Linked DNA regions of Mus musculus: region 1 is linked to region 2. The links are chromatin contacts, found by Hi-C in ENCODE. All regions are on one chromosome and are shown on one strand. The core of a region is the stretch at or near the end of the contact, and the rest is flanking DNA. Distances in the headings are between cores, read along the strand shown.

Region 1 (6,234 bases), core at 3,041-5,540, about 33 Mb after region 2:
CTGACAGCCAGGGTACCTGCTGTTTCTTCTCTCTGGGAAGATGCTCTAGGCTGAATGTGGTGGTGCAGGCATGCAGTCCTAGCACAGAAGCTGCCAATGAGACAGGAGTTAGCTTCTCACAGGAAGCGACAACAGGAGCCTGTGATAGATTAGAAGCCAGTCGCACTGTTTTAGAAGAGAAAAAGGAAGTGACCAAGTCAGTGGCTTATGACTTGAGAGAAAGCTGACAAAGGTGACCATGATGCATGGTGGGAGGAGCAATGCATGATGGGATCACTCCTTCACTTGGGCCTAGGAGGATACAGAAGGTGTGTGGGCTCCTCACAAGTTAAGCTTTTGATGCCTTCAAAAAATGATCAATTACCAATCAGCCTCTATCCACTTCACAAAAGGGCCCACTGAAAGCATGTGTCTTGGGACAACACTTCCCACTCAGGAATTTTTCTTAATAAATCTACTTCCTCCTGTTTATTCCTTGCCCACACTTATCATTCTTCTTGGGCATGAAACAATGAACCTGAAAGCCGCTGCTCAAAAGCCTTGGGAACTGTGATCTTCAGGTCTATTGGCTCCCTGTCTTGTATCATGATGGGGTTGAAGCCATGCTAGGATACACAGTGAGTTTCAGGACAGCCTGGACAATATAAGGAGACCCTATCTTCAACAACAGGGAGAGAGAGAGAGAGAGAGAGAGAGAGAGAGAGAGAGAGAGAGAGAGAAGCTGAGACAGAGAGACAGAGAGAGGGAGGAGGGGAGAATAGCATGTAGAAAGAGGACCATGGATAAAACAAGCAAATAAAAACAACAAACAAACAAACAAACAAACAAACAAAAAACCATCCTCAGAAAGGCAGGGCACTGTGGGGAAGAGCAATCCTCCTTCTGGTAAGTGTTCAGGAGACACTCTACCTCTGCTAAGGCCGCATTATCCTAATGCTACAAAGTGCCAAAGAGAACTGTTTTAATAAACAGGGTTTCTGGTGCTCTTCAAAGCTGAAGCACAAGCACTTGATTCTGTCTGCTGAAGTACGCAGGGCCTGAGGAGGATCCGTGGTGAAGCAGCACACTGCTGTTTCAAAACCGGACATCAGTGCTACTTGAAGGACTGGATTCTTAAAACACACTCAAGCCAGACAAGTGCTCCCCGTGTAATTAGAGCCATCCACGGAAGATTCTAGAGTGCTAAGTGTGCTTATTTTTTTTCCCTGCATAATGTTATTGCGTGGCTCAACTGGGGACAGAATGCTCCCTCCAATAAGCCATAATTATAACGGCAGGTTCCTAGGAAGAAACCAAGGATGCATTAAAATGACTCCATCATGGTCTTCTTTAAAGTCTTCACAGTGATGGGGACCAGCAGGTGAGTTCTTAGCAGACTCGCCTCTGAGTCAGGTGAGCAATTACCATATGTAAATGATGCTTCTGAAGACATCAGGAAGAAATCCAAGTCTCTCTTGATCATTTCATTCCACATGATTCATTATGTTGGTAAATCTCTGGTTTGTGAAAATTGAATCCAATCTCTTTGAATTATAAAAATTTCCAATCTGGAAATTCCCAATAACCTAAGGTCTCCAAAGAAGGGATCACAGAAATGTTAGGCATGGCTATTTACAAATGAACACAGAAGGAATTGCTGCAGGCAGGAATCTCAGCCAAAAAAGAAAGTGCCTACTTGAAAAGTTCAGAGACAAAGGGCTTCGTGCTCTCCTGTGAGATGGCACCATCACCTTGGTACCCTGAGTTAAATAGATTCCAGCACTTTGGCTCACGGAATGCAGGGTTTTACAGCCCCCTCCTCTGCAGCTACGCCTTAAGTGAAGGAAAGGCAGCATTATCCCACTGTGTCTACTGAATAAAAGAATTTAACATGGCTATAAATAGTCCAATCACCATTTTAAAACTACAGTGTCAGGGTTGGAGGGGTGGCTCGGTGGGTAACGCGGCTTGTTTGCTAGTGTGAGGACTGGAGTTAAATCTCCTGGCACTTATGTAAAAGTTAGGCATGATGATGTATGCCTGTGACTCCCGAACTGGGGACAGCAGAAGCAGAAGCAGGTGTTAAACTCTGGGGATCTCACTGGCTAGCCAGTACATCTGGACACTTGCTATGTTGTGGGTTGTTCTTTCTTCCACCCTTCTCCACCCCCTCACACTAGATAGGAGAGAGAGAAGGGTAGCAGAGAAGGAGGGTGACTTTATTGTTAGACTGCTTCCTGCTGATAAGGGGCATCCAGTTCCTTAGGGCAAATTTGGTCTTCAACATCATGACATCTATTTTTTTTTCTTCTTCTTCTTGTTATTTCCATTTTGCCCATGACTACTTAACAAACCGCAACCAACCAACAACCCACACATGGCCTATTGGGGCCCTAGCATTTCTATATCTTCTAAAGAGTCCCCAGAATTCCAAATGTCACATACTCGTGGAAACTATCTGCAGCTGGCAAACCACGCCCCTGCTAGAGGACAAGGCAAATCAGCTGCTGTGGACAATCCGAAGCAGTCAGTCCCATACCCCACACCTGGGATTGAATGAAAACATGTTCTTATAATATGTCTTTGGTTTTTAAAGAAACCAAAGTTCTTACTACAAGCCAGTCTAGGCAAAATGGCAAGCTTCAGGTATAGTAAGAGACCCTGCCTCAAGTGAATAAAGTGGAATTAGGTAGAGAACAAAAGGCAGCATCCTCCTCTGGCTCCCACAGTCATGTGCATGGGCGTGAACACACATGCACATATACAGCCCCACATACACAACACATGCGTGCTCATGAAATAATATAACTAACAGATAAAAATGCAGTGTCTACCTAAATGACTTGACCTAAAATCTTTATACCCCCGTGATGCAGCAAACAAGGGCTGGATGTAAAGTTTGTCCTAATGGGCTGTCTTCACTATGAGATTTTCCACTTAGGATTATTGCTTCAAGCCTTGGAGCCAACAACAACCACAACAGAACCATCCCTGTTTTCTCACCACTTAGAACATTTTGAGACACATTCTTCTGTCGTGCCTTGAACTTTCATATGTCTATGCCACCTACCCAGCCAGCAATGCTCCACAAATGTGTGCTGAGCTTTGTCAGCTCTGTGCGGGCCTTGCTTGGATAGTTTCATGAGTTCAGCAGAACAAAGCCCTGCCTTGCTCCAATTCTTGACTCATCGAATAGTTATAAGCTGAGGTGTGCTGGGTTCTAGAAACACAGGAATATAATTCAGGGGGTCTAGAACTACAGAGTTATGGTGCAAAGGTACAGCGGGCATCCTCTTGAGCTGAACTGTGTCCCCTAGAACATCTGTATTTTGATACCTAACCTCCTATACTGAAGAAGGTGGCCTTATTTAGAGATAGGGCCTTTTCAATCAAGAGGTAATTGGGCTAAATGAGGTTAAATGAGGTCACAGACGTGGACCCTAATCTGATAGAAAGAGATGAGAAACTTGGCCAGAGCACGCGCAGAAGGCCTTGGCCTCTGTCTGTAAACCACACTGAAATCAATCTGCTAAGAACCCCGGTCTTGGACTTCTAGGCTCTAGGGCTGTGAGAAAATAAACTGCTATCCGTGAAGACCTCAGTGTGTGTGTTCTGTATTACGATAGCCCAAGCAAATGAACCCAATGTGCAAAGTAGGGGACAGAGGAAAGGGCATTTCATGAATAGATTTCCCTGTAATATTGAAAATAGCCCAACATAGCAGAAAGAGAGAGGAGTGAAAGAAAGAAAGAAAGAAAGAAAGAAAGAAAGAAAGAAAGAAAGAAAGAAAGAAAGAAAGAAAGGAAGGAAGAAAGGAAGGAAGAAAAGAAGGACAGAGGCAAGGAAGGAGGGAGGAGGAGGGTGGGCCACCATGGCAAGTTTTTTTTAAGTGAGTATGTATTGTGTGTGTGTGGGTGTGTGGGTGTGTGTGGGGGTCTCTCATTAGCCTGAATCACATACCCTGTACACTAAGCTGGTTAGCCTTTGAGTCCCAGAGATCCTCCTGCCTCCACCTTCCCAGCACTGATGTCACACACTGATGTCACACACTGATGTCACACACTGATGTCACACCACCACACTTGACATTTTCACAGGGGTGCTGGAGATCACATTGAGGTTCTCCTGTTTGCTCCACAAGCTCTCCCCTTGCTGAGCCTCATCTCCAGCTCCCACGACAACCATGGCAAACAGAAAACAACCAGGGGAAAGAGCAGCCCCTTCCATCCAGAGGAAGACTCGACTCTTCTGCACTGCAGTAAGAGCCGGTGAGCACCGGAGACAAACTCTCCGCACCCCAGAGTCTCCTCAGCGTCTCCCTTACTCTCTTTGGCTCAGACAGAAACTTTCACTTCCGCTTCTCTTATCTCATGAGTAAAAATAGGAGAGGGCCGTCCATGGGACCAGGGAGGAGAGGCATGGCATCCAAGATACCAATCCCTGGGTGATTAAGCTGTGTCACTGGACGGTCACTCGTCAGAACGTAAGATTTCCACTCTGAGTGTTAGCTACAAAGGTGACATGTTACCAGCACCAGTGAAAATCACGATCCTCTTTGTAGAGTCAGTTTCCCCCATTAAAGGATGTTTAGAAACCCCAAATGAGGAAAAGAACAGACTACAAAGACCTTGCTGAGTTCTAAGCCTTCAGGCCAAAAAAGACCATATAATTATCTCCTTGGTCCCAAGTGGGTCTTCAAATGATGAAGCTTTGGTTGGGGGTGAGGGTGTGAGTGGGGCAGTTAATGGACAGGATGGCCAGGGTGGACCATACCCATAATCACAGCAAGTTCAGGGTCAGCCTCTGCTACATTAGATCTTGTCTCAAAAAAAAAAAAAAAATCCTACCAGGTATAGCAGTGCACATGTTTAACATCAGTACGAAGGCAGCCAATGACAGGTGGATCTCTGGGAGCTCCAGGCCAGCCTGCTCTACATAGGAAGCTAGGACAGCTGTGACCACATTGTGAGACTCTCTTCTTTAGGGTTAATTATTTCTCACCACCACCCCCCCACACAGACACCCCAGTGCTTAAAAAACCCAGTGTCATAGGTCTCTGGGGTGAGGGGCTGTCTCTCTCTTTACTCCTTCAATAGATCTGTTTGTGGTGCGTTGCTTGAGCTCAGCAAGTGATAGAAACAAGGAAGGTATCAGCCGGTGACTGAGGAGTAAACTGGACAGACCATCTCCCCTGAGAATCCCGCCTCAGTCTCTGGGCTGTATTAAACCGGGCTTGTTTGCAAATGGGCATTTTGCTTTCTGTGTTTTCTGAACTCCTAAGCACCCGGAAATCAGCAAGACACCCCCTTCCCAACCAGGCAAGTTCCTTTGTCATCCTCCATCTTCCTTTCAAATGAGAGGACGCAGATTGGGGGGGGGGGGCAGTAAAACTTCAGGTTCACTGACAATTCTCAGAAGCATGTGCTGAACCATCTGTGCCATCTTCAGAGAGGACTGCAATAAGACGCAGCTGATTAGAGGAACAGGAAATGTGTGTCGTTTGTAAGGTTAAGATGGTTTGAATTTCTGGGCGTTAATTAGTTAAAAGAAGGAGGTTCTCTAAGCATCAAGATAGGAGAGGCTACACAAAGAGTGGTCTGAGGTATCAAGGGAGGGGTGTGTGTGTGTGTGTGTGTGTGTGTGTGTGTGTGTGTGTGTGTGTGTCTGTGTCTGTGTGTGTGTCTGAGTGCTTTCTCAACAGGAAACCCAAGCCCAGAAGTTACAGAAAAAGTCCACAGTCTCTTCCAGAGGGCATAAAGGAAGCAACCCTTGCAGTCAAAGGATGGACAGGTACACGGGCAACCCACAACTCAAATCACCAGAGAAGACAATGGGGCAAAATACATTCCTCTGCAATGCTGGCTAGGGATTTTGCCAGCTCTTCAGACATTAAAGTTTTCCCTCATTGCAGTATTGAGACAGCTACATAGCTGCCTTTATACTTAAGCCAAATGATACAATAAATTCCAGCAAACCTCAGTATGAACTTCGTGTAATTAAACATTAAAAATGTTTAAGGAGAGGGATTGAGTTCTGGGAGGGAATTCAGTTGATCTGAGACATGTGGATGGAGGGAAAACTCAAGCACTAATCCCACAAGGAAATTCCTGGCTCTCTACAGACTGGACAATGTCCCTCCAGGAACTGGGGAAACAAGAGGTCATGTAGACTTGAGGGTCAGCTGCTAGAGTCACACCCCAACATCTCCTTTTGCAGCAACATGGCTTATTCACTTCTCAGCATCAGCTTCCACAT
Region 2 (6,348 bases), core at 755-3,254:
TGTGTGGCAGTACCAACCATTGTGAGAGATGCCTTTGGACCTGGTAGTTTGCTGTCTTAGAAATGTATCCTAAAATAAGGATTTGGTTATAAAATGTTCATCTCAGGGTTGTAATAGAGAAAAATGGAACGCAGCTGTTTGTTTGGAAGTCCATTCCTTTTCTGCTGTCATGAAAATGTATAGCTAGGGCTTGCCTAAGTAAATTATATTCATCTGATGGTGGTGTTCTGTGCAGCCATCCAAAGTCTTACAGAAGAAAAATTGAGTGGAAATATAAATATTGAATACTAAAAAGATTATAAAAGTATGAGTTTGTGACTGTTTTTAAAATATGAACACATACTTGTAATATATTTTTTTAAAAACCATCCAATTGAGTGGAAATATAAATACTGAATACTAAAAAGATTATGAAAAGTATGAGTTTGTGACTGTTTTTAAAATATGAATGCATACTTGTAATATATTTTTTAAAAAAACACTGAAAGTGGATTCAAAATGTTAAGAATGGTTGTTTTTGTATGGTGGGATAGTACAATTGTGAATTTTCCCCTTGTTTTTTCTGTCTTTCTAATTTTTAAATATTGTGCATTGCTTTCATATGTTAAATAAAATACAAAAGACAAATAAATGTTTTAAAATTTTTACTCTTTTATGAGTGTTTTGCCTGTGAGTGGCAGGAATCCAACATTGTCTTCTGAAAGCAGCTAGCGCTAACTTCTGAGCCGTCTCTTCACTCCCTCTGTAATTTTTAAAAAATATATTTGTATGTTATATTATGTGTCTTTGTGCACCAGAGTGTGGGTGCACATTCTGCAGAGGCCAGAAGAGGGCATCAGATTCCCTGGAGCTGCACGCTGTTTGGATCTTCTGATGTGGATGCTCAGAATCGCACTCAGGTCCTCTAGAAGAGCAGCAAATGCTCCTAGCCACTAAAGCCATCTCTCCCTCTAGTCCTCATTGTCATGTTTAGATTTTGGAGAATTTGCTTGTAGGAGGATGGGCTACACCAAGTGCCAGGTGAAAGAAAATGTTTGCTTGGGATACCTATTGCTTCTTGAGTGTGTGTGTGCATGCTTGTGTGTGTGTGTGTATGTGTGTGTGTACACTGGAGCTAGGAATCATATCCAGGGGCCTTTTCAAGCTCCACCACACTAAAGTCAATTCTATGAACTTCATTAATTGTCTGAATCCACCTACTCTCTACACACAGGAAGCATTCCTCTGACTTTCTGACTGTCAGCCAGCTAAGGAGGTGTGGCTTAGAATAAGAAAGAAGGGAAATGCTCAAAACCTGTCACTCTTTGGGGGATTTGTGGTTGGAAAGGATATTCCTCTTAAGGCCAAAGGGGTCTAGAATCTGAAGAGTCTTATTTTTAGCTTGTTTGTTTTTCTTACTTGAGACCTGGGGAGGGGAGGTGTATGTGTCTTCCATTTGCTTCTTCTACCTAATAAAGTTTCTTGGTGATGTTTGGGGGGGGGGGAGGGGGTAGGACTCAAGAAGGGATTCTCCCATAAGCTGTTCCGTTTGGGTAGTACTATGTAAGGAAGTTACAGGTGGGCAGAGCTCGGCTCTGCCTGACTGGCGTGCTCTGAGGTAAAGGTGAGATGGTGCAAGATTTGGGCCCTCAGGAGTTGGCTCTGTTGGCCCTGTACCTTCTGGTCTGTGGGTAAGGATGACCAGTAGGTGAGAGATGAGGGAACCAGAACAGAAGGTGAAAGTTAGTGGGGCGGAGCCCCAGACTAGTCAGGTGGGGGTAAACTAGATGACTTTCTGGAACCCCAAGGGGCTCGGAGACTAGTGGTGTTGGAGAAGACCTCTAATGTGTTGTAAGGCCTCTGAACTCAGTAGCCGAACTTGATGCCAGAAAGCCCCAAACTGCTAAACCCAAGCAGGAGCGGGACGCCATCCGTTCCATGGCTTCACCCGAGGTGGCCCCATGGCTGCGCCAATCAATGAGCAGCCGAGAGATAGGGGCGTGGACAAGCCAGGAAAAGTTACAGCACGCTGGAAAGATAATACAGGCCAGGAAGCCCCAGGCACAGCAGGGTGGAAAAGCTAGATCCCGATTCTGCCGGAGGGGGGCCCCTTCGAGGTCCCGGGCACCGGGTGCCAGGATCAGAGAAACTGACTGAAACCTAGCTGACCTGCCCAGACCATGGCATCCTGGGGACTCCTTGTGGCTGGCGCTTCCTTCACGGCGTTTCGGGGACTGCACTGGGGGCTGCAGCTGCTGCCCACCCCGAAATCTGTTCGGGACCGCTGGATGTGGCGGAACATTTTCGTTTCGCTGATACACAGCCTACTCTCTGGAGTAGGGGCGCTGGTCGGGTGCGGAACTTGGGGACTGACAAAGCACTGAGGGGCGGGGGTGGAAAAGAGGGCCTGGAAGACTGAAGTTGGAACCTTTTGGAATGGAACTGGTTTGGGTTGTGGATGGGTGGGAGTACCCAGTGGGAGAATGGATCTAGGTCTGGGAGAAATTGACCTTAGCTCTTTGTCTTCTCCAGGCTGTGGCAGTTTCCTCAAATGGTCACCGACCCAATTAATGATCACCCACCGTGGGCACGGGTCCTAGTAGCAGTGTCAGTGGGTGAGTGTACAGAAAAGGCTGAATCGGGAAAGGCCTTGTTGGACCGGGAATTCTAGGTTCCTCCCCCATCTTTGGAATGGAGCAGATGTTGCTGGAGGTTTGCTGTGAGGAATTAAGGACCTGAGAAAAGTGGGACTTGAGATATCTAGGCTGTGCATCAGCTCTGAGCGAGGAGCCTCATAGTCTTCTCCGGTGCCTTCAGGTTATTTCGCTGCAGATGGAGTTGATATGCTGTGGAACCAGACATTGGCCCAGGCCTGGGACCTTCTCTGTCACCATTTGGCGGTAAGACTCTGAAGGGAGAGGCCAGGTAGTAAGGGAGCATGTCCAACTCAAGGGCCCAACCTCTCTCTTCAGTGTTCTGTCCTCTGACTTTTCCACAAAGCCCCCTGAAAACCTATCCTCTCAGACTTGGATTGAGTTGGAGGGAGGTTTTGACTGCTAGCCACTCCTGGGCACTGCCCAAGGAGTTTGGTTCTCCCCACAAACCTCCAGCTGATCATAAAAAAAAAAAAAAAAAAGCCAGGAATGAAAGCTAGGGTATGCTATGCAAATAGTGTGGCTTGGGGTAAGAGAACCTCTGGTCCAGGGCTGCTCATGCCCCCTAGATAAGGGTCAGCAGAAAGGTCAGGATTGGAGGCAGTCCTAAAAAATGCTTGGGTAATATAAAGTGAATAAATAAAAAATAAATAAATACTAATTTTTAAAAAGCTGATACCTGGAAGGATGAGGCAGAGAGTAGAAAAAACATGCGTGGGTGTCCCTAGGATAAGGAGCTGGGACTTGTTGGGCACAGGTCATGCAAAGCCTGAACCTTGAACCTTGCCTGCAGGTAGTGAGCTGCCTCAGCACCGCTGTTGTGTCTGGCCACTATGTGGGCTTCTCTATGGTATCCCTGCTTCTGGAGCTGAACTCCATCTGTTTGCATCTACGGAAGCTACTGCTGCTCTCCCATAAGGCCCCATCCTTGGCCTTCAGAGTAAGCAGTTGGGCCAGCCTGGCCACCCTGGTCCTCTTCCGCCTTCTGCCTCTGGGATGGATGAGTCTGTGGTTGTCCCGGCAGCACTACCAGCTGTCTCTTGCTCTGGTTCTGCTTTGTGTGGCTGGGCTGGTCACCGTGGGCAGCATAAGCATCTCCACAGGGATCCGAATTCTGACCAAGGATATCTTGCAGTCTCAGCCCTACCCGTTTATCCTCATGCACAAGGAAACCAAGACACGTGAGCCTGTTGCCAGGAACACTTCCACTCTCAGTCTGAAAGGTGTGGAAGTTTTCTCTTCTGTCAGCCCCCAGGGAGGTGGGGCTGGGAAGAGGAGATGGTAGCCCACTGCATAGTCTACTATGTAGCAAGGACTAGACTGTATCATCAGAGAGAGAGAGAGAGAGAGAGAGAGAGAGAGAGAGAGAGAGAGAGAGAGAACATTGTATGAGATCTCCATTACAGTCAGGAAATCAGGAGATCTAAATAACTTTAAAAGTCCCACAGTCTTTACATATTCTTAAAATTTCAATCTCTTTAAAATATCCATCTCTTTTAAAATTCAAAGTCTTTTTACAATTAAAAGTCTCAACTGTGGGCTCCACTAAAACAGTTTCTTCCTTCAAGAGGGAAAATATCAGGGCACAGTCACAATCAAAAGCAAAAGTCAATCTCCAACCGTCCAATGTCTGGGATACAACTCACGATCTTCTGGGCTCCTCCAAGGGCTTGGGTCACTTCTCCAGCCAGGCCCTTTGTAGCACACGCGTCATCCTCTAGGCTCCAGATACCTGTACTCCACTGCTGCTGCTGCTCTTGGTGGTCATCTCATGGTACTGGCATCTCCAAAACGCTGCATGACCCCTTCAGTCCTGGGCCTTCAAGAGAGAAGACTAGAGCCTGGCAAAGTGGCACATGCTGATAATGCTAGCACTTGGGAATGACAAGCAGAAGGATCAGAAGTTCAAGGCCAGCCTGGGCTACAAGAGACTCTGTTTCAACAAACAAACAAACAAACAAACCAAAGAAGAGAAAGAAAAAACTGGACATGACAGCCGGAACATTATCTGACATTCATAAGGTCCTGAGTTCAATGCCAAGTTGGCAGTGCCTAGTTTGATAAGGGTCTAGCCACTCTGGTAATACCATGGCTGACTGAACACCTTACCCAGCAACTTGCTGATAGACTCTGCCTTCCAGCAAAAGGGAGGAGCTTCGCTGAGGAGAGAACATTGAACCCTATTGTATATGAATAAATTGCTGTGCAAATGATTTCATCAGTCTCTTGTGAATGTGATTGCTTTGAGTCATTTTTCTTGGCTCCAGTGTTATCCTGGTCTGCAGTGTGGTGTGGAGTTGTGGAAGCTTTGAGTTGGGAGGGTTTCCTGTTAAGGTTTCTCTGGCTCTTTTCTTTCCTCCCGGTTTTTGTTTTGTTTGCCTGGTGGGGTTCTCTGGTGTGTGTGTGTGTGTGTGTGTGTGTGTGTGTGTGTGTGTGTGTTAGAAGTTGGCGGGGGGTGGAGGGGGCTGGAGAGATGGCTCAGCGGTTAAGAGCGCCAACTGCTCTTCCAAAGGTCCTGAGTTCAAATCCCAACAACCACATGGTGGCTCACAACCATCCGTAACAAAAAAATCTGATGCCCTCTTCTGGAGTGTCTGAAAACAGCTACAGTGTGCTTACATATAATAAATAAATAAATATTAAAAAAAAAAGAAGTTGGCATGGATGATGTAGTGAAGACTGGCATTAGATATCTCTGGATCCCCCTGCCTCTACCTCTTAGACACTGTGAGTATGGAAGTGTACCACCGCACCAGGCCAGGCTAGAACATTCTCTGATCTACAAATACCTAGAGTATTATTCCTCTATGATCAGAAAACAGACCCAGGGGGCCACAGAAATGTCTTAGTAGGTAAAAACACTTGCTTTCAGGCCTGATAACCTGCGGTTTTTTGTTTGTTCTGGGGGGCGGGAGAGGCTGGCTGGCTGGCTGGCCTGGAATTCACAGAGATCCACCTGCCTCTGCCTCCTGAGTGTCAGGTACCAGGATCACAGGTGTGTGCCACCACACTTGGCCTAACTGCCTGAGTTTGAGCATCAGTACTCACATGGTACTGAGGATAGAATAGACTCTCACCAGCTCTTCTGACTTCCACATGTGCCCTGCAGCATGGGCTCTCCTTCCCCAAAGGAAAAATAAATGTAAGAATTAAAAAAAAAAAAAAAAAGCAAACCCAGGTCTTGTGTGATGGCTCAGCATCAAAGCTACCTCCCGCCACAGCTGACCACCTGGTGATAACTTATAGCCTTGTTATGCTCTCCTTTGACCTCCACGGGCATGCTGTACACGTATGTGTGCCCACACAAACACACAATCAAGAAATAAATGCAGCCAGGCGAGGTGGCACACCCCTTTAATCCCAGCACTTGGGAGGCAGAGGCAGGTGGAATTCTGAGTTCGAGGCCAACCTGGTCTACAAAGTGAGTTCCAGGACAGCCAGAGCTACACAGAGAAACCCTGTTTCGAAATAACCAAAAAAAAACCACTTTAAATATTATTTTTATTTTGTTTTGTTTATCCTGGAACTTGGTCTGCAGACCAGGCTGGCCTTGAACTCACAGAGATCCAACTGCTTCTGCTTCCCAAGCACATTAAAGGATGTCCCACCACTGCCTGGCTAAAGATTTATTTTTTCTTTCTTTTTGTTTTGTTTTGTTTTGTTTTTTCTAAAAAATTTTTTTAAAAAGAACCATCCCTCCTAGCACTCAGGAGAC

Evidence for each region. Hi-C counts contacts between places; a loop is a spot of excess contacts on that map.
Region 1: a map of regulatory T cell shows a loop between it and region 2 (214-fold over the local background). The contact joins the enhancer-like site here to the promoter of Tlcd2 in region 2. A Hi-C loop is called at or near these places in 5 of 37 maps with a recorded cell type or tissue (T-helper 1 cell, T-helper 17 cell, T-helper 2 cell and 1 more).

What each region holds. Positions count from the first base shown.
Region 1 is chr11:108,244,246-108,250,479 of GRCm38, forward strand. All of the region lies in intron 2 of Prkca (protein kinase C, alpha), which reads right to left. Among named protein-coding and RNA genes, the nearest start is that of Gm11655, 74 kb to the left of the region's middle. Within about 2 kb of position 4,291, at least 1 of the 3 ENCODE cell types and tissues checked has a DNase peak (open chromatin) inside an H3K27ac peak, as active enhancers do.
Region 2 is chr11:75,466,046-75,472,393 of GRCm38, forward strand. Tlcd2 (TLC domain containing 2) reads left to right here and starts at 2,005. Exons shown (of 5, transcript NM_027249.3): 1 at 2,005-2,332; 2 at 2,512-2,594; 3 at 2,797-2,879; 4 at 3,427-3,856; 5 at 4,355-4,854. The coding sequence starts at 2,160. The coding sequence ends at 4,518. It overlaps Mir22hg (Mir22 host gene (non-protein coding)), which reads left to right. Exons shown (of 3, transcript NR_030711.1): 3 at 1-645.